Regions from separate parts of the Homo sapiens genome. Here all the other regions are linked to region 6. The links are chromatin contacts, found by Hi-C or POLR2A ChIA-PET in ENCODE. All regions are on one chromosome and are shown on one strand. The core of a region is the stretch at or near the end of the contact, and the rest is flanking DNA. Distances in the headings are between cores, read along the strand shown.

Region 1 (2,879 bases), core at 259-2,758, 4.4 Mb after region 6:
AGTCTGCTGGAGCTGTCTCTGAAAGGTACTATGTCATTTGGTTCAAAGTCTGTTCGGCTTTAATCCCTTGCTTGTATATATTCAGGCAATATGGGGAAGGAAAAATATGTTCATACCCAAAAAGTTTAGTAATGCTGCAAAATGCTAGATTTGGATTGACTCTGGCTCCATTTCAAGGACATGACAGTGCCTTGATCTTTGCTTTTGAAGCCTTCTTGTCAGCAACATTGGCAAGTACACCTTTGAAAATTTATATCTGAATTCTTGTGTTTTGAAAAAAAAAATGTTTGTTAGTGTTTCTCTTCTTGAACACTGGTTGATGCTTTGCCAACTAGTTAAAAGTCTGCAAATCTGAGTGCTGGCTGAGAAGCTAAGCTTGCTATAACTAGTTATCCCCAGATGGCCAGATTCTGTTATGTACCACTTTTATAGATGCTCAGTGGTTGCCTACATGGGGTTATGAGGTGTACTGTTCCACTTGTTTTTGCCAGGCATGCACAGTACATTATTTGATAGGCTGGGACAGATGGTATAGCTCAAATGAAAATGATGAGGGAGAAAAGAAAGTGAAAAAAAAATAGAAAAAGGGCATTTGATTTTCTAATTCACATTTCGGAAGTGAATTTTAGCGTCTGTGATTGACTAATAAATGCAGTGTTGCTGTAAGACTTGAATTCATGAACGTCTGTTTAAACAGCTATAACTGAGTAATCAGCAGGAAGCAACCTTTTCCTTCGTGGATGCTGTCCCAAACTTCATGGGGTCTCCTCCAGATCTGAAAATGTTTGGGCCATTGAAAGACATCAAAAATAGATCTGGATATTTCAGAGTATGATATACCACCACCAATACCAACCAAAACAGAAAAATCCCAATTATATTTTTAAACTGGAAGAGAGGGAGGGGAGGTGGTGAGGATACAGAGAGAGAGAGAGAGAGAGAGAGAAGAGAGAGCGAGCCTGGTAAAGTAGTGGTGATAAGGACAATTAATCAGTCTTCGTACAGCTGCTTCCTGACATTTCTGCAAATTGTTGTGGAAAAATTAATGAAGGTTAGATCAGTAATAGTTTCAAGCTTGGCCAGTGGAAAGTATGACAATGTTTCCATCAGCAATTAAATCGGGCTGCTTTCTTTTTTCTATAGGGGAAGTGGTATGATGTATGTTCCCCACAGGAAATGGAAAACGGCAGCTGAACTGTGTGTGAGCCCAGGTATGGAGGAGCATTTGGGAGTGCTCCAGCCGCCTCTCCTTGATTAGCACCACAGATTTGCATTTTTCTGCTGAAAGGATTTTGCTATACAACACGCCGAAATCCTTCCTTTAACAGAGAGTGAGAATCTTGGGATTTTATTGCACGGACATGGATGTACTGTGGATCTAAGCTTTGGGAGCCAGAAAGTGGAACTTATGACAAACAGAAAGTGAAACTCACCTATCTAATTTTATTTTTCAAGCTGAAGGTAGTTCAGTACAGGCCCTGTTCACATCCTGTGTAACCCTATGGGATTTTCCCCAGTATTAGTTAAAAATTTTCCCATAGGGTCACACAGGATGTGAATTAAAGTAAACACTTAACAAGCATGATGAAAAGGAAATTAGCTTTCTAAATGGTCCTTTCACTGTTAACATCCTGAATAGTTATTAGAAACATGGGAAAGGGTCACTTCGGTGTCTCCTTATCAAGTTGTTACCTTATAGTAGAATATATGAATCTTCTTCCCTGTTATATATGAAATGGATTTCCTTGTATGTGAAACTTAAATTTACAAAAGTATTTTTCCTTTTGGAAAACATTAAAAAGCTTAGCAGAAGTTTGTAGATTCTTGCTTCATAGCCTTTTCTGGGGTAGAGGTTTATAAACCCCTTTAAGATTCATAAAAGCTCCTGACTCTTTTCCCCAGGAAAATGCACATAGACACAACATTTTGCAACATTTTTGAAGTTTTGCATATCTCTTACATAGACCTTGAACCCCAAGCATTTTTCTTTTTTTCCCCTTTTTTCTTTTTTTAAAATTTGAGACAGGGTCTCACTCTGTTGCCCAGCCTGAAGAGCAGTGGAGTGATCATAGCTCATTGCATCCTGGGCTCAAGCAACCCTCCTGCCTCAGCCTCCCAAGTGGCTGGGACTACAGGTGCACACCACCATGCCCAGCTAATTTTTTCCTTCCTTCCTTCCCTCCTTCCCGCCCTCCCTCCCTCTCTCCCTTCTTCCCTGCCTCCCTTCTTTCCCTCCCTCCCTCCCTCCTTTCCTTTCTTCTGTCCTTCCTTCCTGACAGGTTCTTGCTATATTTCCCTGGCTGATCTTGAACTCCTGGCTTTAAGCAGTCCTCCTGTCTCGGCTGCCCAAAGTGTTGGGATTACAGGCTTGACCCACCTTGCCTGGTTCCTGGGCATTTTTTAATGGACTGGGTTTTAAAAGCTTTTTTTTTCTTTTCTTTTTCTTTTCTTTTTCTTTCTTTCTTTCTTTCTTTCTTTCTTTCTTTCTTTCTTTCTTTCTTTCTTTCTTTTCTTTCTTTCTTTTCTTTCTTTCTTTCTTTCTTTCTTTCTTGTCTCTCTCTCTTTCTTTTTTTTTTTGACAGAGTTTTACTCTGTCCCCCAGGCTAGAATGCAGTTGTGCAATCTTGACTCACTGCATCCTCCACCTCCTGGGTTCAAGAGATTCCCAGGCCTCACCCACCCAAGTAGCTGGGATTACAGGCATATGCCACCACGCCTGGCTAATTTTTTGTGGAGACGAAGCTTCATAATGTTGCCCAGGCTAGTCTTGAACTCCTGACCTCAAGTGATCCACCCGCTTTGGCCTCCCAAAGTGCTGGGATTACAGGCGTGAGCCACCGTGCCCGGCTTTAAAAGCGTTGTATGGGCAGATAGAAACT
Region 2 (2,700 bases), core at 119-2,618, 4.4 Mb after region 6:
TGAAGACTGATTTGTGACAGTCCTATATTTAGGATTAAGTTCTCTGCACTGTGATGCTGAACCATTGCAGAATTATGTTATATAACTGTGTTTCCTTTTGGCTTTCATAAAAATAAGAAACATGTTTCCTGAGGTCATCTTACATTGAGCAAAAATGTTAAATACATGAATAAAAATTCCACTTAGCTTTTTTTTAATATTAGTAGACTTCATGTAGATTTGTAGTCTTCATATATTTTGGAGTCTTATACTGGTTCAGTAGTCTTTTATGAAGAACAACAAACAAAACATCCTGTTTTTATAATGTTCAGCACAAATCCCAGTGGAATTATTACAGAAATAGCTGAAGTTCTTCCTATATCAGTTAGCAGTTGTTTAATTTTCATTATTTATTGTTACTCTTCAAAGTCATTTTTCGAAGTGTGACTATAACAGAATTGATTTTGTCATCAGGCACCGAAGTCCTGCTAAGTGTTAATTGCCCAGGGTTTTTATAAGGAGTTTGGAGATAACTCAAGTCCCACTACCATAGCAGCAGTGACCATTTTAAATCGCAAATATGTGTAAAACTCTTAAACTCTTTTTCGTCTTTTTTTTTTCTAACATTTCATGGCTTCATATTTCAGAGACTTAGTGGGATTACTTTAAGTGTTTGCTTATATTAAAATAAGGGAAAACCGAATAGAAAAGATGTTTTTAAAGGGTTGTAATATGGCTTTAGGACTGGTGAAAGAGCCAGAACGATGATTTGGAAGCTGAAAATAGCTCTATGTTTTATGCAATCAAGTAAAACTCTGTACCTTGGCATTCCCCGCACCAGATTAGTGAGGAATTGGAAGTGATTCCACCCCCAACATGCCATTATGGATGACACGCTGGGCTATGACAAACTGCTGGCTTAGTGGAGCATGTGCTGCTGGGAGTATAACCCTGAGGTACAGGGTGGATTAGAGTTGAGTGATCTCAACTCATATTCATTTCCTCTGAAAGGAAAACTGACCAGTCCTCTCTGTTCTAATGAGCATGTTTACAGCATGGCTTCTCAAAGTGGGGCCAGTCGCTTCAGGGGCAGAAGTGCACCATATTTCTGTTTGGTGCCAGCTTTACCTGCGTAGCCTTCACAGCACCTCATCCTGGTCCTTAAGAATTGCAGATTAAGACCACAGAACAGAGGGAGATGGATATTTCTTTTACACTCTTACAGGTTTTTTTTTCCTTAGTTTGTTTTTGATGTGTTGTTTTGCAAAACGCTGTGAAATAAGTGAGGACATAAGATGATTACTGAACTATTTCTGTTGAGCAAGTGGGTAAACCTCTCCTGGTAGAAGAATCAGAACCTCATCAGCCCAAGAGGCTGAGTCATCTTTGTGACTGAGAGGTTCATGCTTCACCTTAAGTCCTTGGTACCTAAAATGGGACTGTATGATGTGCCCTGTGAAATCAATAAAACTGTCAGGTTATAATTAACGTGTGGTGCTACTCTAATTAAACAGAATTGATGGGAAATATCTGGGAGTCTAGTAGCAATGGAACAATGATGTTTGCATTTAAATGATCTTAAGTACTCCTTAGACTTAATGCCCTATTAAGGGGACCGGGAGAATGTCACATCTCACTTAGCTGTATTGTGTTAGACAGTGGCCGCTGGCCGGGAAGGACCAGAGTGCATTAAGCTTGCGTTGTGGTGTCTGCCTTTGCAGACAGAAGATTTGGGAATGTATATTCTTTTCTTTTTTCTTTTTTTTTTTCTTCAAAGGAAATTAAATCACAGCCCTGACAGGAGAGGGTAAAATCTCTGAGAAGACCTCCCCAGTGCTTGGAATTTACAGACTCTACCACGTCCCAGTTTGCTATTGTCCTAAGGCAACACACTCCCCTGCCGCTCTCAGGCGTCTTTGGCGGCTGGCCAGCCTCCCAGGGCCTCTGGCTTTGATGTGTGGTGCAGGCTGTCCTCAGGCCAGGCTGTTGTTGCCGTGGCCTGGACTTCGCTCACACTGGATGCCAGGAGGGATGTCCTGTCTGCAATATACATTTCGACAGCCTGACAGTCCTAGTGATCGTCCTGCGGCAGGGGGAGCCTGCCTTTGTCTCAGCCACAAGTGGCTGTCCCCAGTCGCTTAGCTTTGCTGTGCTCTCTTTTGGTGTCTGCGGAAGACGAGTTTGCACCCAGCTTGTTGTCCGGGGGAGGGCCTCTCTGCCTGGGGAAGACAGCAGCTCTGCCAGGGCGCTGTCAATCTGAGGAGCCTCCTTGGCAGGGCTCTGGGGAACCGACCCGGCGAGTTGAACAGCTTCCTCTGGGGACATTGCATCGACCTTCATTTGATTTAAGCCTGGCAGCCTGGTTAGTGAGGACATCAATTCTGGCTCGGGAAATCTTCCTTAACTGAACCTTTGTTTCCACCATGGTCCCAGGCTTGTAGTTAGAAGTCTGTGCTGTTGCAAATTTAACTCTGTAACTTCTGGTAATATCCATGTGTAATTCTAAAAGCAGGTGACACAGAAACACAGATGATTATAGTGATAGGTACCAAGGAGAAAAAAATGGGACTACGCCTAATAATTAGTCAAAAGACATACGTATATATACACACACACACTTTGAAGAGAGAAAGAGAGAGAGGGAGGGAGAGAGAACTTATTGTTGATTAATTGTTTTCAGAAGAGCCACTTCAATTCCAATAAGAATCACCTCAGAGAACT
Region 3 (2,700 bases), core at 92-2,591, 3.8 Mb after region 6:
AATTCTTTGGGAAACTCTGTTCTTGATTTTAAGTACTTTTGTAAACATAGCATGTAATAAGTGATGAGACTATTTCTCAAAAACTCAAGTTCTAACAAATTTCCTCTTTTATAGTTCCTAGATGTCCTTTTCATATAATTCACAAAACTTTTATTCCCTCCTTCAAATCCCTGAATATTATCACATGAGCATTGTATGAGGGAAAAGCGTCTCAAGATTTTTATCTTATCTGTTTCTAAATCTCCTCTGGGCCTGTGCAACTCAGTTATGTCAGCTAGATTACAATGATCCCAACCTTGAAGATCCTGAGGAAGATTGCACAACATCCCTCAAGCATTTTTCTTACTGCCATAGTTTGTATTCTAAAATGGCAGAAACAGAGCTAAAATATTGATTTGTTTTTCTTTATCTAATCCATATCTTTCAGTCCTTTAGGACAACTGCGCTGTTTTCAAAAATTCAAATCGACTTTAACCACCACCCGAAGTGCAGCCTATAGGTAACTTCCCTAGATTATTATTAAACTCCTGAGAAGGGTGAGAGCCAAAGTATCAAGAGTGCCAAGGAGAAATGCAGAATCTCACAGGAAAGCAGAATTTTTTTTAAAAAGTTCCTGTAAGAGAATGGTGCCTTGAAACAGAAACTTAAACTGTGATGAGTTCTCCAAAGGTCCGTGAGAAAAAAGGATAGGTGAGAAACAGAGTTAAGAGTCGGTGACAGGGCAAAGGGCACAGAGGCATTTCTCAACTGCAGAGATGGGAGAACCCTGGAGGTTGGCCACCTCCCTTTTCATCCCATGGTTGATCGAACTCCCTCTACATATCCCAGACTAGGATCGCCCGGCCTGTCCTTATTTTAGAAGAAGTCACCTCTCCCACCCCCTTCTCCCAATGCCCCCTTTCAAGCACGTTGTCACCCACCTCCAAGGACCGTGCCCAGGAAGATGCATTTCTTTTTGTGGCGTTTCAGAAAATTCCATACAGACCTCAGCATCTTTAGGCCCTAGGGGTGTGGGCTGACTAGGGGTGAGGGACTGCTTCACCAGGAAACTGTTTCTTCGTCACCTGGCCCAGATGACCCAGCAAGAGCGCCGTCGTCCCGTTCTGTGCTCTCCCGAAATCACAAACGTGACTTTCCGCAGAGACTGTCACCGGAGCGGCAAGGGGGCGTGGACTACAGCAAAGCAGCTACGCTTTCTGCCGCTGCCGCCGCGCAGCCGCCGCCGCTCACTGGTCCGACAAGCCCAGGTCCGTTCAGAAATAGCTCCCGAGTGCCTTTTCATTAGACTACCCCCGGAAACGGGGTCCCGGGCCCGCCGCGTTCCGCTGCCCGCGCTCCTCCTCTGCCGCGGGCTCTGTAGCTGAGTGGTGGCTGGGTATGGAGGCGAAGGCGGCACCCAAGCCAGCTGCAAGCGGCGCGTGCTCGGTGTCGGCAGAGGAGACCGAAAAGTGGATGGAGGAGGCGATGCACATGGTGAGGAGCCCGGGAGGTAGATGCTGCGGGGTGGGACCTTTCTCCAGCCCTCAACCCGACCCCGGCATTTGAGCAAACGTTCTTTCTCGTCACCATAATTTTTATGGCAGTCAGATGTTCTGGGTGAACAACTGGCTTTACTGCCTCGAAACTTTCTGTAGCCCATTCTCACAGTGGCTCTGGGCGAAGGAAGGGGAGGAAATACACAAATTATTTGTTTCATTGCGGTGGAGTATGCTGCAGACTTAACATTCTGTCGCCGGCTGGCACGTGCTGCCTCCCTTTCCTTTCTGTGGTCACACACTCTCCAATCTACAAAGTCACATTATTTGAGGTTTTGGCCCTTGGAACATGTCCAGCAGAAGGAAGGAAACTGAGAACGTTTCTGGTAGAGAGCAGTATGGAAACAAGTCCCTGTACAATCGGCGTCTCGCATTCATTCATTATTTCCTCTGCCCTTTTACTTCCTTCCCTCACTCCCTTCAGGACTGCGAAATAAAGGGGGCTTTCAACAGAATGCTGTGTGCTAGCGAGCTTCTTAACTGGGAAAAAAAGTTTGTTTGTAAATATATGTATTTACATTTTAATAACTACATACAGCCACGTGCCACACAATGACCTGTCGGTAAAGGTCGTTATCCTGGAGCATTAAATCTACTCACCTTAGCCCTATTGTCCCATCCAAGTACTAACCAGGCCTGACCCTGCTTAGCTTCCGAGATCGGGGGACATTCAGGGTGGTATGGAGGTAGACAACCCTAGTTTCTATGTAGACTTCTGGGCTAAACACTTTCGCTACCTTTTAGGTTGACCCTGGGCTAGCACATGTAAATACATTTACATACGTTTACAAACAAACTTTTATCCCAGTTAAGAAGCTCGCTAGCACTTTTCAGCTCCATTATAATCTTATAGGACCACATATACAGCGGTGGTGCTATAGGATTATAATGAAGCTGAAAAGTTCCTGTTGCCCAGTGACATGTAGCCCTCCTAACAAGTACTTTTTTTCCTTTAAGACCTTGAAGAAACTTGTATATGCTAAAACCCAAGAAGCAGCTGCCTCCTTAATCCTGTGTAGGAGGACGTAAACTATGGAATCACATCCCTAGGTGTTTATAATACAATTAAGAGACAAAAAATGTCAAAGCCAGAGAGGTCTAGAAATTCTTTGAAAACATCTACATGTTTAAAAAGATACAAAGTAGCATGGCCAGATGCAGTGGC
Region 4 (2,700 bases), core at 179-2,678, 4.3 Mb after region 6:
GCGATCTCCCCGCCCGCAGCGGCAGCCGTGGGGCCCGGCCCTGCCCTCCCGACCGCCTCCCTCCCCCGTCGCCCCGCGCGCCGCACATCCCTCTCTCGCTCACTGGCTCCAGACTGGTTTTTCTGGTTCAGCCTCCCTCCCTGGGACGCGCTGGGGGATCCGATGACGTCGTTGGCTGAGTCTCTCCCTCTTCCTCCCTCCCTCCCTCCGCCTCTCCCCCCGTCCGCCCTCGCCGCGCACTCCTCCTAGTAACTTCTGTTCGGGGAGGCGCTGCCAGGAATAACCCGGTGCGTCCACAGCCCGGGAGGGGAGGCGGCCGCTGCGGCTCCCGCACGCAGACAGCTGCGGCCCGGGCCTCGCGGCTCCCGCCTGAGCCCGGCGGCCCCTGCCCCGGGCCCATCTCCGTACAGTGTCAGAAAAATAAATAAAGGCAAGAGGAGCCTGGGCTGGCGGTCGGGATCTTTTCCCTCCCTCCGCGCCCGCCCTCCCTCTGTCCTTAAGGAAATGCTACCAGACACCCCCCACCAGACACGCTCAGCCTTGGCGAGGAGCGGCCGCCGCGGCAGCGAGAACAAGGGCACCAGGGGGGTTTCCTCCCCCTCCTCCTCTCCCTCCTCCTCCCCGTCCTCCTTCTCCTCCTCCTCAGCGGTGACTTTCCAGGTGAGCGGCCGCCGCGGCTGCGAGGATCCCCCTCGCCCGCTGGGGCTCGGGCCGCCGCGTCGCGCCCTCCTCCCGCCCCTGTCACCCGGCGGCGGCCGGGAGCTGACAGCCGCCCGAGGGGCTCGCGGCCCGGAGGCGGGCGGCCGGCGGGAGGCGGGCTGGAGGTGAGGGGGTGGAGAGGAGGAGAGCGGGGCGCCGCCGAGCGCCGTCGTTCCCCGCAGGAGGGTCTCCGCACAAACATCTTCGGTGACTGTGGCACAAGTCTTTGCCAAGTTGTGTCTTGGACCTTGACGCTCCACGGAGCCCAGAGCAACTTGGAGGGTCTCCCGGCTCGTTCACAGCGTTCCTCCACGTCTCGCGTCTGGGGTGCTGGGTGCAGCCTCGGGGTGCGCGGAGGGCGGACCGGCCACCGCGAGAGCGGAGCGGCGGGAATCTAGGTCCCTCCTCGGCTCGGTAAGTGGCCTGGACGCTGGGTTTTTCCTGCCTCCTTCGGCGCTGGGAGCTTGTTTCACTTTATATTGGAATCGCCGCCGCCGAACTCCGTCCCCCGCTCCCCGGCGTGTGCCCCCAGCCCCTTCCCGGTGGCCCGAGGGTGAGGGTCGGAGGGGGCGGGGATGGGGGAGACCGCGGGAGGGGTGTCGGGCGCGTGGGGAAATGCGGGGAATACCCTGGCCGCGGATCTATGCAGATGAGGGGAGGCTGCTTTGCGTAATGTCCTGGGGGGAGGGGGCCGCGCGGGAGCGCTGGAGGCAGGAATGTGCCTGCTTACTAATGAGCGACGTGCACCGGCGCGCACGGCCCGGCCACCGCTGCGGCTGCGGCGGCCGGCGGCGGCCCGTTGTCAGGTAGCGGGGGAGGGGGCCGCGGCGCGCGGCGCAGGCGGCCGGGCGGGCTGGCGGCGCGAGGCCCGGGCCGCCGGCCTGCGGCCGAGCGAGCGCAGCGAAGGCGCTGGCTCTGGGCATTTCAGTGACTCCCTTTACCTCCCGGGCAAGGAAGGAAGGAAGGAAGGAGCGAAGGAAGGAAGCGAGGAAGGAGGGGACTGTCTCGATGGAAGGTTCAGGCGGAGGCGCCCTCGCCTTGCGGGTGCACCGGCTGCAGAGCGGCTCTGGCCGCTGCCGGCTGGACCCGGGCGCGTGGAGACGGGTGGGGGCGGTTTGCATGCGTGTTTGTCTGTCCGTCTGGCGGGGGATCGGGAAGGGACATGTGTGTTTGGGCTGTGCACTGTGGGGAACTGGGTCTGCGCCTTTATGTCTGTTCCCTGAAGTGGGTGGAACGTTGGCCCGTTCCGGGAATGTTCCATGACGTGGTGCAGCCACAGGAAGGGGGTTAACGAGGGGCTCTCTGCCGCGGCGGCACTGCCGGCTGCTATCAAAGCAGATGTGCTGCTGCTGCTCCTCCTCCTCTTTCACCTCCTTTCACCCCCACCCCCCGCCTTTCCATTCTGTGCCTCTGGTACTGGTAGGGGTGAGACAGGAAAACATTGCTCTGGGTGTGTGCGTGTGTGTGTGTGTGTGTGGGTGTGTGGGGGAGGGGGTGCTGATGTGCATGTGTGGGGTCTGTCGTATTTGGTGGGGGGGGGGGGTGGACTCCAGATCCGCTCTGCTACCCCAGCTGTTATCACAGATCGGTGCGCTTTATACGCATGTGCCTCCCGCGTTCTGTCCCTCTTACATAACACATCCAGTGCAGCAGAGGACATGAGAAAATGCGACCCCAACCCTCCAAGCCCAAATTGGGTGAGGGGATAGAAGGTCAGGAAGCGTCCCTGGGTGTTGTCCTTCAGGGACTTGGTTCCCAGTGGGGGAAAGGAAGAAGGGAAGGAGGGTTTCTTCAAGTGGCTCCTCTCATCTCTGACTTAAAAGCATCTAACTAAAAAGGACTGCAGGCACTAGTCTTCCCTAACGGGAAAGCTTGTAACTAGCTACACCAAGGGAACGGGGGCACTTTAACCTCGGGAGTGCGGAGAAGAGAGAGGGTCCTTAATCAAGACACTTGGAGGAGAGAAGCAATAATGTGTGGGCGGCGGATGGGGGGCGCTGG
Region 5 (2,700 bases), core at 83-2,582, 3.1 Mb after region 6:
AGAAATACAGTTGTCCCTCAGTATTCGTGAGTGATTTGTTCCAGGACCCCCATGGATACCAAAACTAGAGGATGCTCAAGTCCCTGATATAAAACGGCTTGTATTTGCATATACGCACATCCTCCTGTATAGTTTGTCTCTAGATTATTTAACATACCTAATACAATGTAAATGCTATGTAAATAGTTGTTATACTGTATTGTTTAGGGAATAATAACCTTAAAAAGTCTGCATTTCGGTACAGACTGATATTTTCCCCCAATATTTTCAATCAGGTTGGTTGAATCCACAAAACCCACTGAATGGAAGAGCCAAGTAGGGTGAGGTGAGGCCTTGGAGGGAGGATATCAAAATAAGTGGCTAGAGAGGAAGGAGGAGCTTGAGGTGGAAGCCGGAATGTGTGGGAACTGGTGCTGTACTTGCTCACCAAGCACCCTGGTTAGAGCTGAAATAACTCTTTTATGCCACAAACTCCTAAGAGACATAGTTGGGACCAGAACTGGCGCCTGCTGACTTCTGGGTAATCCATCCCCGGTTGTGAAGGGACGGCCGTGCCGCCACGACGGCTCCGAAATACACCAAGAGTTTATTTTCGGGGCTGCTCGTAGTCCAGTCATTCTTGGGTTTCCCATTTCCTATCAGCCCCAAGCCACCCACGGATGCTCCCCACCTCCAGACATCGCCCTCCACTAGGTCCCCAGATCACTTTTAAAACGCGACCAGGGGCCGGGCGCGGTGGCTCACGCCTGTAATCCCAGCACTTTGGGAGTCCGAGGCGGGCGGATCACGAGGTCAGGGGTTCGAGACCAGTGAAACCCCGTCTTTACTAAAAATACAAAAAAACTAGCCGGGCGTGGTGGTGTGCAACTGTCATCCCAGCTACTCGGGAGGCTGAAGCAGGAGAATCGCGTGAACCCAGGAGGCGGAGGTTGCAGTGAGCCGAGATCGCGCCATTGCATTGCAGCCCGGGCAACAGTGCAAGACTCCGTCTTAAACAAACAAACAAACAAACAACAGAACGCGACCAGGAGTCCCGGAAGCCTGCGTGCACGAACTCCCAAGACCACAAGTCCCAGCATGCAACGCTCCTTGTTGGAAAAGGGCCTCCCTTAGCCACTAAGTGGACCATCATGCAACATTCTCTGATGGGGCGGGGATCTCCATGGAGGGGGGAGGCACACTTGTTGCGTCGCCTCAGCAACTCCAATTGCGTGACAGAATGTGCTTCCGCTTCCGCCTCTGAGCCCTATGAGCGAGAGTTACGCTACTTAGTCGTTGTGACGCCATTCTTCTGCGACGGCGCGGACCTGGAGCTTCCGCGCGGTGGCTTCACTCTCCTGTAAAACGCTAGAGCGGCGAGTTGTTACCTGCGTCCTCTGACCTGAGAGCGAAGGGGAAAGCGGCGAGATGACTGACCGCTACACCATCCATAGCCAGCTGGAGCACCTGCAGTCCAAGTACATCGGCACGGGCCACGCCGACACCACCAAGTGGGAGTGGCTGGTGAACCAACACCGCGACTCGTACTGCTCCTACATGGGCCACTTCGACCTTCTCAACTACTTCGCCATTGCGGAGAATGAGAGCAAAGCGCGAGTCCGCTTCAACTTGATGGAAAAGATGCTTCAGCCTTGTGGACCGCCAGCCGACAAGCCCGAGGAGAACTGAGACTCTGCCTTACCACCGCAGTGCGGGGCACCTCTCCCAGCGTTTCTCCGGTTTGCCAATCCTCTTAAGTATTCCTGTCTCCAAAGGACCGGCTCTCCATGGCTCCTGCGCCTCGTGCTTTCCGCGTACAGAAGTGCTTGCCCGGGGAGTCCCGCCTGACCTGCCTTCATGTGGACCCTTAGAACAGCACTGGGAGACCAGCAGGACTCCTGAGAACTGTGCTGGTGGAGAGGTCCTAGAGCCGGCGAGCGTTTGAGAAGAGGGCATGGCGCTGGAGTGAGATGGGATTTGGCGTCTCGTTTTTGGCTAATTGATTGTCATTGGCTTTTTCCATAAAGTTTAGAAATCGTTCAGTCTCTTGGTGTGAACTTTCTGTGTTAGGGTGGAAGGCTCCGGAAAGAGCTGAGCGGGAAGTGGGTTTGGGTGAGGGAGCGCATGCCAGTGTCCATGGCCAGGCACTTAGATCCGCCGTGTCTACCTTTATAATTAATTCCCCGACTGCCACTTTTCCCAAGAGCGTTATTTTCAGGCCCACAATGCCTTCAGTATTGAAATTTGTGGTTATTGTATCCCATCTTCTTTTTCTCCTGTTTTAAAACTCTTTGCAGTCTTTGCTGTCATTGTCCTCCCTAGCCTCTTTAAAATGCATCCTTTTTTTTTTCTTGGGAATTTGTGGCCATGTCTCCAGAAATGACAAGCTGGCAAGCGAGTTCATCCATTCTACATTCAACAAATATTTGTTGAGCTCTATGTGACAGGCATTTTCCCGTGTTCTTGGGGCTTACATTATGCTGGTGGTGGAGAAAGGAGGTCAAACACTAGATGTAATAAGCAAATGTTAGAAGATGCTGCGGGGAGGGGAGAACAATGTATGTGGTGCGGGTGGGAGTAGCTGGTAGGGCTGTAATCTTAAATATGATGCACAAGTTACTGAGATGGTGACATTTGAGCAAAGACTTCAGGAAAATGAGGGAAATGGCCATGCGGAAAACTGGAGAAATTGCTTTCCATGAAGAGGGAACTGCCAGTGCA
Region 6 (2,890 bases), core at 133-2,632:
ATAGAACCTGAAACAAACAAAAATCTAGTCCAGTGATATACTTTAATTTCGCTTTTCCATAATACTGGTATTCCATAGAAGAAAATCTTTTATTAATATTCTATACTACTACATCCGACACCAGATGACTAAAGTTTGCAATGGTCCAAAATTCTGTAAACCCATTAAATGCAATTCATACTTTATTTTGGCAGTATTCATTTCATCATTACTTTATTTGGATGCTAACGCAAGTACTTCTAAGGAAAAGCTGTCATATAATTACTTTAGTCAAGCATTCAGTAGAGCAATAATCAAACCTCTATCCCAACATTTTACACTTGTAACAGAATGAAGATGAGTACAACATACATTTTTGCAATTTACTATTAAGGCCATAATCATTTTAGGGCATTAGACCTATATATATATATATATATATATATATGCACACTTTTAATTAACTCTGACATACAAATACATGGCTATTTATGAGAAAGGCAGGTATTAAAACCGAGGCAAGTTTGTGTTTCTCATTAAGCAGCTGGTGACTTAATTCGCTGCATCATTCTTTCTGAATTACAGAACGCTATGGCAATTATCGTGCCATTAACAGGCAAAAATCTCAGTACTTTTTAACAAACATAATGATAAAAAGAACCCTGTGATTTCATATCGTAAGCCACTTACACCACATTTTAAGGGAAAAGTGATGAGCAAAGGTGTGGTAGAACAGGTTTGGCTTTTTGATAAACAACATTCATTAGACACCGTTTCCAAAGGAAACTTCGAAGTTGGTGAATCATATTAAAACGCTTGAATATAAAAGCTTCCAGGTTATTACTGGCAGTGTCAGAATACGATTAAAGGTCGGATAATAGTTTGAAGCAACCTTGAACTGATTGCTGCATGTGCAAAGGGGAGAGAGAAAAATCAATGAAAAGGAGTAAGGTATCAATCTCCAAAACAACCCACCGAAGAAACGTTTGCCAAGGGAGGAGCGAGCCTTTTATTAGAGTTATTATTATTATTATTGGCGTTCTCTTCCCTTGCATTCCCATGTAAAGCCCGAGTAGCCCCCTTAAAACAACCCCAATTTTTCAATGACGGTGTCGCGGGGCTGCGCGCTCCGTTCACCTTGCAGAGCTGAAAGTGCTCGGACTGGAGCGTTTCCTGGATCTCCGGCTCCCGGTTCCCAGGCGGATGCTGCTGCTGTTGCTGCTGCGACGCCGAGGACGAGCCGGCGGTCAGGCCGTCCAGCACCTTCCTGATGTTGAATTTCCTCATGGTCTCGGAGGGGCTCCCCCGCAGCCCGGGAGGGGAGGCACAGGGGGTCCCCGGGCGGGGGAGACCACCCGGGGCCGAAGGCAGCTTCGACCGCGGAAACGGAGGAGTGGGAGTGTGAGGGTAAGGAGGCAGCTGGGGGGAAGCAAAAGATAATCCGAACAGGAAATACTGCGACGACAAGAGCGGCGGCCGCAAGAAACCTGGGCGGCGACCCCTCTTCCTCCGAGGCCGCCGCTGCTTGGCGCGGCTGCTGTGGTGCCGATTCAGCCGCCGCCGCCGCCGCCTCGCTCCGCGGCCCGGCAGCAGCAGCAGCAGCAGTGGCGGCGGCGCCCGAGCCCGCTCAGCCCAGCCTCACCTGGCCGCGGGCGGACTCTGCGCCGCGCCGCCGCCCCGGCTCGCCCCCGGCGCCGCCACCGTCGCCGCTGCGTCCATGGCCCGCGGCCGCGCCGCTGCTCGCCCGCCCCGGCCCCGCAGTCCCTCGGCGCGTCCTCCGGCTCCTTCTCCTCCTGCCGGGGGTCGCCGGCTCTCTGTCCGCGGCCGCCGCTCGGCCTCGCACACAAGGCGCCTGGTGTGGGTCCCCGCGCCGCCTGCCTCGCCCCGCCTCGCTCCTCCGCCGCTGGACCGGCCCGCCCTCGCCGCTCCCGAGCCCGGCTGCGTTCCTCAGGCGCCGCCGCGGCCGTCGGCTCTCCCCGCCCAGCCGCTCCCCATCGCCTGACAGGGCGCCTCGGCACACGGCACCAACGCCCGCCCGGAGCAGCAGCGGCAGCCGCGGTTACAGCGCGGGCCGCGGCGGTGGCGGCAGCAGGGCCTCCCAGGAGCCGGGCTGCGGTACCTGCGCATGCGCGCCGCAGCCCGGTTCCCCCACCCTGGCCCAGCAGGCCCCCAGCCCCCCAGCCCGAGCGAAGCTGGGGCTTAAATTATCTTCTGCGAAAATCCCAGACGCTGGCTAAATTTCTCCCACCCCAGTCGAGTTGCCAGAGTATGCAGCTGCTTCTCTTGCAGCTGGCATAGTAAAAATGTTGACGACTAACAAGCAGCAGGAAACCTTTCTTTCCAATTCAGTCATTACAGCAGGGGTTGATGCTTTCTCGCCGTTAATGGGGTGCACGCTCCTGGCCGCTGGCTGCAGTATTATTTTTCTTGCTTTATTGACGGGCGTTGTTTTTGTTTGATTGGATTTGAGTTTTGAAAAAGAGCGTCTAGACAACGATATGTCAGTGGCAGGAGGATGATGGACTTAGGTACTAGGAAAAGGAGAGAAACCTAGACGGGAAAAAACGGGTTCTTTCCTACAGCTGTTACTGTTGGTGGAACGTGTCTGGTCTTAGCAGTTAGCTGCTGGGATGGAAGAGGCTGCCAGCGGGGAACGGTTCCAGGGCCGGTGTCAGCCCGGGCCGATGACACTACCCCGCACCCAGCCCCTCGCCGGGGAGGAGCGCGGGTGGCAGGAAACGCCGCGCTGCCACTATTTTTCAGAACCTTCAATCTGCCCTGACGCTGATGAGCCACTCAGTAATGCCCTGGGAGCTTCACTCTAGAACGGGGAAAGGGGGATAGGATGAAGTTTTTGCTCAGATCTTTCCGAGGCCGCACTGCCCATCTCGCGTGAATGCTTGGAGACAAA
Region 7 (2,700 bases), core at 162-2,661, 4.2 Mb before region 6:
TGAAGAAAAACTTATACCTGCATTAAAAAATTAAAGATATTCTTGATTTTATTCATACAAAACCCAAGATTTACAGATTATCATTTTATATCATTCTAAGGAAATACATGATACAGGTAGAAAAAAAGCTTTATTTGGTGGAGAAATTCTGTGCAGTTTTAAATATAGAGCACAGAGCTTAGCTGACTAGTGTTTTTATCTCCAGATCACAGGAGACAATTGTTAAATTACTAGATTGTAACTTGGGTATTTCTTCAAAAGGTTTCCTCAAATGATAGCTATAGAACTTTAAGAAAAAAACTGCACACACTTTCCGACTCTGTGGTGCTTTCAGTACCACCCAAAACAGTGATTAGGTTTTAATGCGCATAATAACTACGTTGATCAGAATTTAATTTTTAAAAATCATTAATAAAAGAAATCACTAATACCTCAGAGGGTGAGCAGGAACATTAAATCAACTGTCACTTGAATTTTCCCAGGCAGTAGGTATAGTAAGTCCTTTTTTGAGATTTTACTTTAATTGGAAAGTATTACTGTTTTCCTAACTACTACATTTCCTGCACCTCTGGAACAAAGTCTCTGGCCAGGACTGGAGTGAGGCCAGAAGCCCTAGGGCGCAAAATTGAAGGAGATACTCTCTATACTTGCATGACCTGAAACAGTGACTGCCTCAATTTGGGGCCATTGGCGCCACTTTGTTGGCCTCAACCTACTTTCTGCCCAGGTTTATTTTCTTCAAAGTGTTCTCGTCTTTTGCAATATTTTGAAGTAAGGACAAATTTCAAATATAAATTTGGCCATTCGATTTATGCAAATGGATGTTATTTGCACGGTCACCCACAACTTTACCCAAGAATCAGTAGCGTGACGACTATAAAGCAAAAAACTAGACAGTTCTTACTGTGAGATTACGATTTGATCAACAACAGGGAGAAACCCGTTTCTTAATAGCGCTGAGATCCCCAACTCTTACGCAGAATTTTAACGCCCCCAAAGCGCGTCTATTAAAGTGAATAAATAAAAAGTGACCGCCAGGAACAGACCGCGAAGCTGACCCCTGTCCTGATCCTTACGAGCAGCCGCCGCGGGCAGGCTCCCTCCCCGGGGCCGCCTCCCTTCGCCTCCGAGCCAGTCCGCGAAACCCGCAAAGGCGCCCCGGAAAGCCGCGCCCGGCGGCGGGACTCGAACGCAGCCCACCGGGGAGCGGGCGCCCTCCGCTTAGTCCCCACAGGCTCCCGGCGAGGCCCGGCTTTCCGCAAAAGTGGGGAGGAGAAAAGCTAGACTAACCCCACGTCCTGTCCTGAGAGAGACGCCGGGACGACAGCCATCACTTTCCGCGATCCCGGCCGCAAAGCTCGGCTGTTCAATCGCCGCAGAAACAGAGGCGGTACCGCCGCGAAGGAGGAGCTGAGAATGGGGGTGGTGTGGCTTTAAAAAAAAAGTGCTTTTGAATAAAGAAACTTTATTTGGTGCCCGATCAAACGGCAAACAGTGGCTCGCCAGAAGACCCAATCTTCCGGGGACGAAGGCGGGGCCAGCGGAGGGCGACTAGAGGAGCGGATATGGAAGCGAGCGAAAGCCGGAAGCAGGCAAGGGACCGGGAGGTCCCAGGGCCTAGGGAGCGGAAGAGGTCGCGGCGACGCGGCTCACGTGGTCAGACAGTCACGTGGCCCGAGTTTCTCCCGCTAAGTGGGACCAGAGTTCAGTGCGGCTGCGCAGTAGCGGGGGTGGGCGGGAGCGCCCTTCCAGGAGATGGGTTGGCTGCAGTAGTGAGAGGCTGGGGGTGCGGCTCTTTCCCTGCAGTCCTGCCGAGGAAGCGTGCGTCCCTGGCGCTTCCTTCTTCTCTTCCGGCGGAGAGGTTAGTGTATTGCCTTTTCTTTAGCAGCTCGAGTGGTCCGGCTTGGAGGTCTGCGCCCTGGCTCCTGGCCGCCCGGAACGTGTACAGTTACGGGTTACGCCAGTGCGGCTGTGACCCTTTGCCTCTTACCGTGATCTTTGGTCAGCTTAGCTGGGAGTAAAAAGCACTCAATTAATGAACCCTTTTTTTGAGCCAGTGCACCGCGGTAACTGTAGAAATCGATAAAATAATTTTGAGTTTGAGGAATTGAACGGCATACTCCCAAAGATGAGCGCCACTTAGCTCTCGAATCGTAGCCTAGCTGTAATCGATTTTCTTAATTGGTGTAATTGTTCTCTAAAAGTTGAAATGTGCCCGGGAACTGAGTAACTGCCTTGTATTTCATTTTAAAAATTCGATCGAATGCCTACTATGTGCTGGGCGCTATTGTCAGGAGATATAATAGGAAAAAACACAAATCCGTATCCTCAGGGAGCTTCCATTCTGGAAGGAAGACACAAAAATCTGCCCTTTCCTCTTATTTTTTTCCTTTAGCTTTGTGTCTCACGTATTTTACTGATTTACCTCGTTTTGTCTGTCACTCCCAATGCAAGGTTCAAAAGATTCAAAAGATAGGATTTTTGTCTATTTTATTTTCAGCTGTATTGTCAGCAACTAGGACAATACCTGGCACATGATAAGAACTGAGTTCGTTTGCAGTATGAATTAATAAACTAAAAATTAAAGGTGTGCAAGTGATGTTAAACAATGGAGAAATGCAAAGTGGAGGAAGATAAGAGAATGGATGCTGGTTGTGTTTTTTTTTTTTTTTTTTTTTATTGATCATTCTTGGGTGTTTC

The links. Hi-C counts contacts between places; a loop is a spot of excess contacts on that map. ChIA-PET counts read pairs that join two places held with the same protein, here RNA polymerase II (POLR2A). Pooled maps may share reads with other maps.
Region 1: a loop to region 6 is called in a pooled map, with 6 times the contacts of the local background. The contact joins the enhancer-like site here to the promoter of STXBP5 in region 6. A Hi-C loop is called at or near these places in 1 of 50 pooled maps. POLR2A ChIA-PET finds 5 or more read pairs at or near these places in 2 of 52 experiments (B cell and IMR-90).
Region 2: a loop to region 6 is called in a pooled map, with 4 times the contacts of the local background. The contact joins the enhancer-like site here to the promoter of STXBP5 in region 6. A Hi-C loop is called at or near these places in 1 of 168 maps with a recorded cell type or tissue (naive thymus-derived CD4-positive, alpha-beta T cell) and 6 of 50 pooled maps. POLR2A ChIA-PET finds 5 or more read pairs at or near these places in 1 of 52 experiments (activated CD4-positive, alpha-beta T cell).
Region 3: a map of B cell shows a loop between it and region 6 (15-fold over the local background). The contact joins the promoter of ADAT2 here to the promoter of STXBP5 in region 6. A Hi-C loop is called at or near these places in 2 of 168 maps with a recorded cell type or tissue (B cell and naive thymus-derived CD4-positive, alpha-beta T cell), 2 of 37 single-sample maps with no recorded cell type and 11 of 50 pooled maps.
Region 4: a loop to region 6 is called in a map of CD8-positive, alpha-beta T cell, with 16 times the contacts of the local background. The contact joins the promoter of HIVEP2 here to the promoter of STXBP5 in region 6. A Hi-C loop is called at or near these places in 2 of 168 maps with a recorded cell type or tissue (CD8-positive, alpha-beta T cell and sigmoid colon), 1 of 37 single-sample maps with no recorded cell type and 13 of 50 pooled maps.
Region 5: a map of CD4-positive, alpha-beta memory T cell shows a loop between it and region 6 (21-fold over the local background). The contact joins the promoter of SF3B5 here to the promoter of STXBP5 in region 6. A Hi-C loop is called at or near these places in 3 of 168 maps with a recorded cell type or tissue (CD4-positive, alpha-beta memory T cell and naive thymus-derived CD4-positive, alpha-beta T cell) and 11 of 50 pooled maps.
Region 7: a pooled map shows a loop between it and region 6 (15-fold over the local background). The contact joins the promoter of DCPH1 here to the promoter of STXBP5 in region 6. A Hi-C loop is called at or near these places in 3 of 37 single-sample maps with no recorded cell type and 13 of 50 pooled maps.

The regions. Positions count from the first base shown.
Region 1 is chr6:142,818,365-142,821,243 of GRCh38, reverse strand. All of the region lies in intron 2 of HIVEP2 (HIVEP zinc finger 2), which reads left to right. Among named protein-coding and RNA genes, the nearest start is that of HIVEP2, 130 kb to the left of the region's middle. RefSeq lists an enhancer at 1,069-1,538. Within about 2 kb of position 1,508, at least 10 of the 41 ENCODE cell types and tissues checked have a DNase peak (open chromatin) inside an H3K27ac peak, as active enhancers do; they include B cell, where a contact is called at or near this core.
Region 2 is chr6:142,845,324-142,848,023 of GRCh38, reverse strand. The region is part of intron 1 of HIVEP2 (HIVEP zinc finger 2); the gene reads left to right. Among named protein-coding and RNA genes, the nearest start is that of HIVEP2, 99 kb to the left of the region's middle. RefSeq lists enhancers at 1,236-1,285, 1,342-2,035. Within about 2 kb of position 1,368, at least 37 of the 41 ENCODE cell types and tissues checked have a DNase peak (open chromatin) inside an H3K27ac peak, as active enhancers do.
Region 3 is chr6:143,449,336-143,452,035 of GRCh38, reverse strand. ADAT2 (adenosine deaminase tRNA specific 2) reads left to right here and starts at 1,341. Exons shown (of 6, transcript NM_182503.3): 1 at 1,341-1,473. The coding sequence starts at 1,378. It overlaps PEX3 (peroxisomal biogenesis factor 3), which reads right to left and starts at 1,231. Exons shown (of 12, transcript NM_003630.3): 1 at 921-1,231. The coding sequence starts at 993. It also overlaps the pseudogene RNA5SP221. RefSeq lists enhancers at 1,391-1,550, 1,353-2,335 and silencers at 2,091-2,170, 2,231-2,310.
Region 4 is chr6:142,943,904-142,946,603 of GRCh38, reverse strand. It overlaps HIVEP2 (HIVEP zinc finger 2), which reads left to right and starts at 1,428. Exons shown (of 10, transcript NM_006734.4): 1 at 1,428-1,505. It overlaps HIVEP2-DT (HIVEP2 divergent transcript), which reads right to left and starts at 115. Exons shown (of 3, transcript XR_001744397.3): 1 at 1-115. RefSeq lists silencers at 1-148, 199-828, 1,059-1,288, 1,489-1,588, 1,729-1,798.
Region 5 is chr6:144,094,205-144,096,904 of GRCh38, reverse strand. SF3B5 (splicing factor 3b subunit 5) reads left to right here and starts at 1,332. Exons shown (of 1, transcript NM_031287.3): 1 at 1,332-2,021. The coding sequence starts at 1,408. The coding sequence ends at 1,668. RefSeq lists an enhancer at 883-1,582.
Region 6 is chr6:147,202,909-147,205,798 of GRCh38, reverse strand. It overlaps STXBP5 (syntaxin binding protein 5), which reads right to left and starts at 1,382. Exons shown (of 28, transcript NM_001127715.4): 1 at 1,117-1,382. The coding sequence starts at 1,266. STXBP5-AS1 (STXBP5 antisense RNA 1) reads left to right here and starts at 1,185. Exons shown (of 11, transcript NR_034115.1): 1 at 1,185-1,386. LOC124901422 (a long non-coding RNA gene) reads left to right here and starts at 2,228. Exons shown (of 2, transcript XR_007059803.1): 1 at 2,228-2,890. RefSeq lists silencers at 1,240-1,429, 1,600-1,679, 1,700-1,749, 1,780-2,199.
Region 7 is chr6:151,451,177-151,453,876 of GRCh38, reverse strand. It overlaps DCPH1 (damage control phosphatase 1), which reads right to left and starts at 1,411. Exons shown (of 5, transcript NM_024573.3): 1 at 1,291-1,411. The coding sequence starts at 1,331. It overlaps RMND1 (required for meiotic nuclear division 1 homolog), which reads left to right and starts at 1,751. Exons shown (of 12, transcript NM_017909.4): 1 at 1,751-1,861. RefSeq lists a silencer at 1,054-1,173 and enhancers at 1,334-1,783, 1,974-2,023.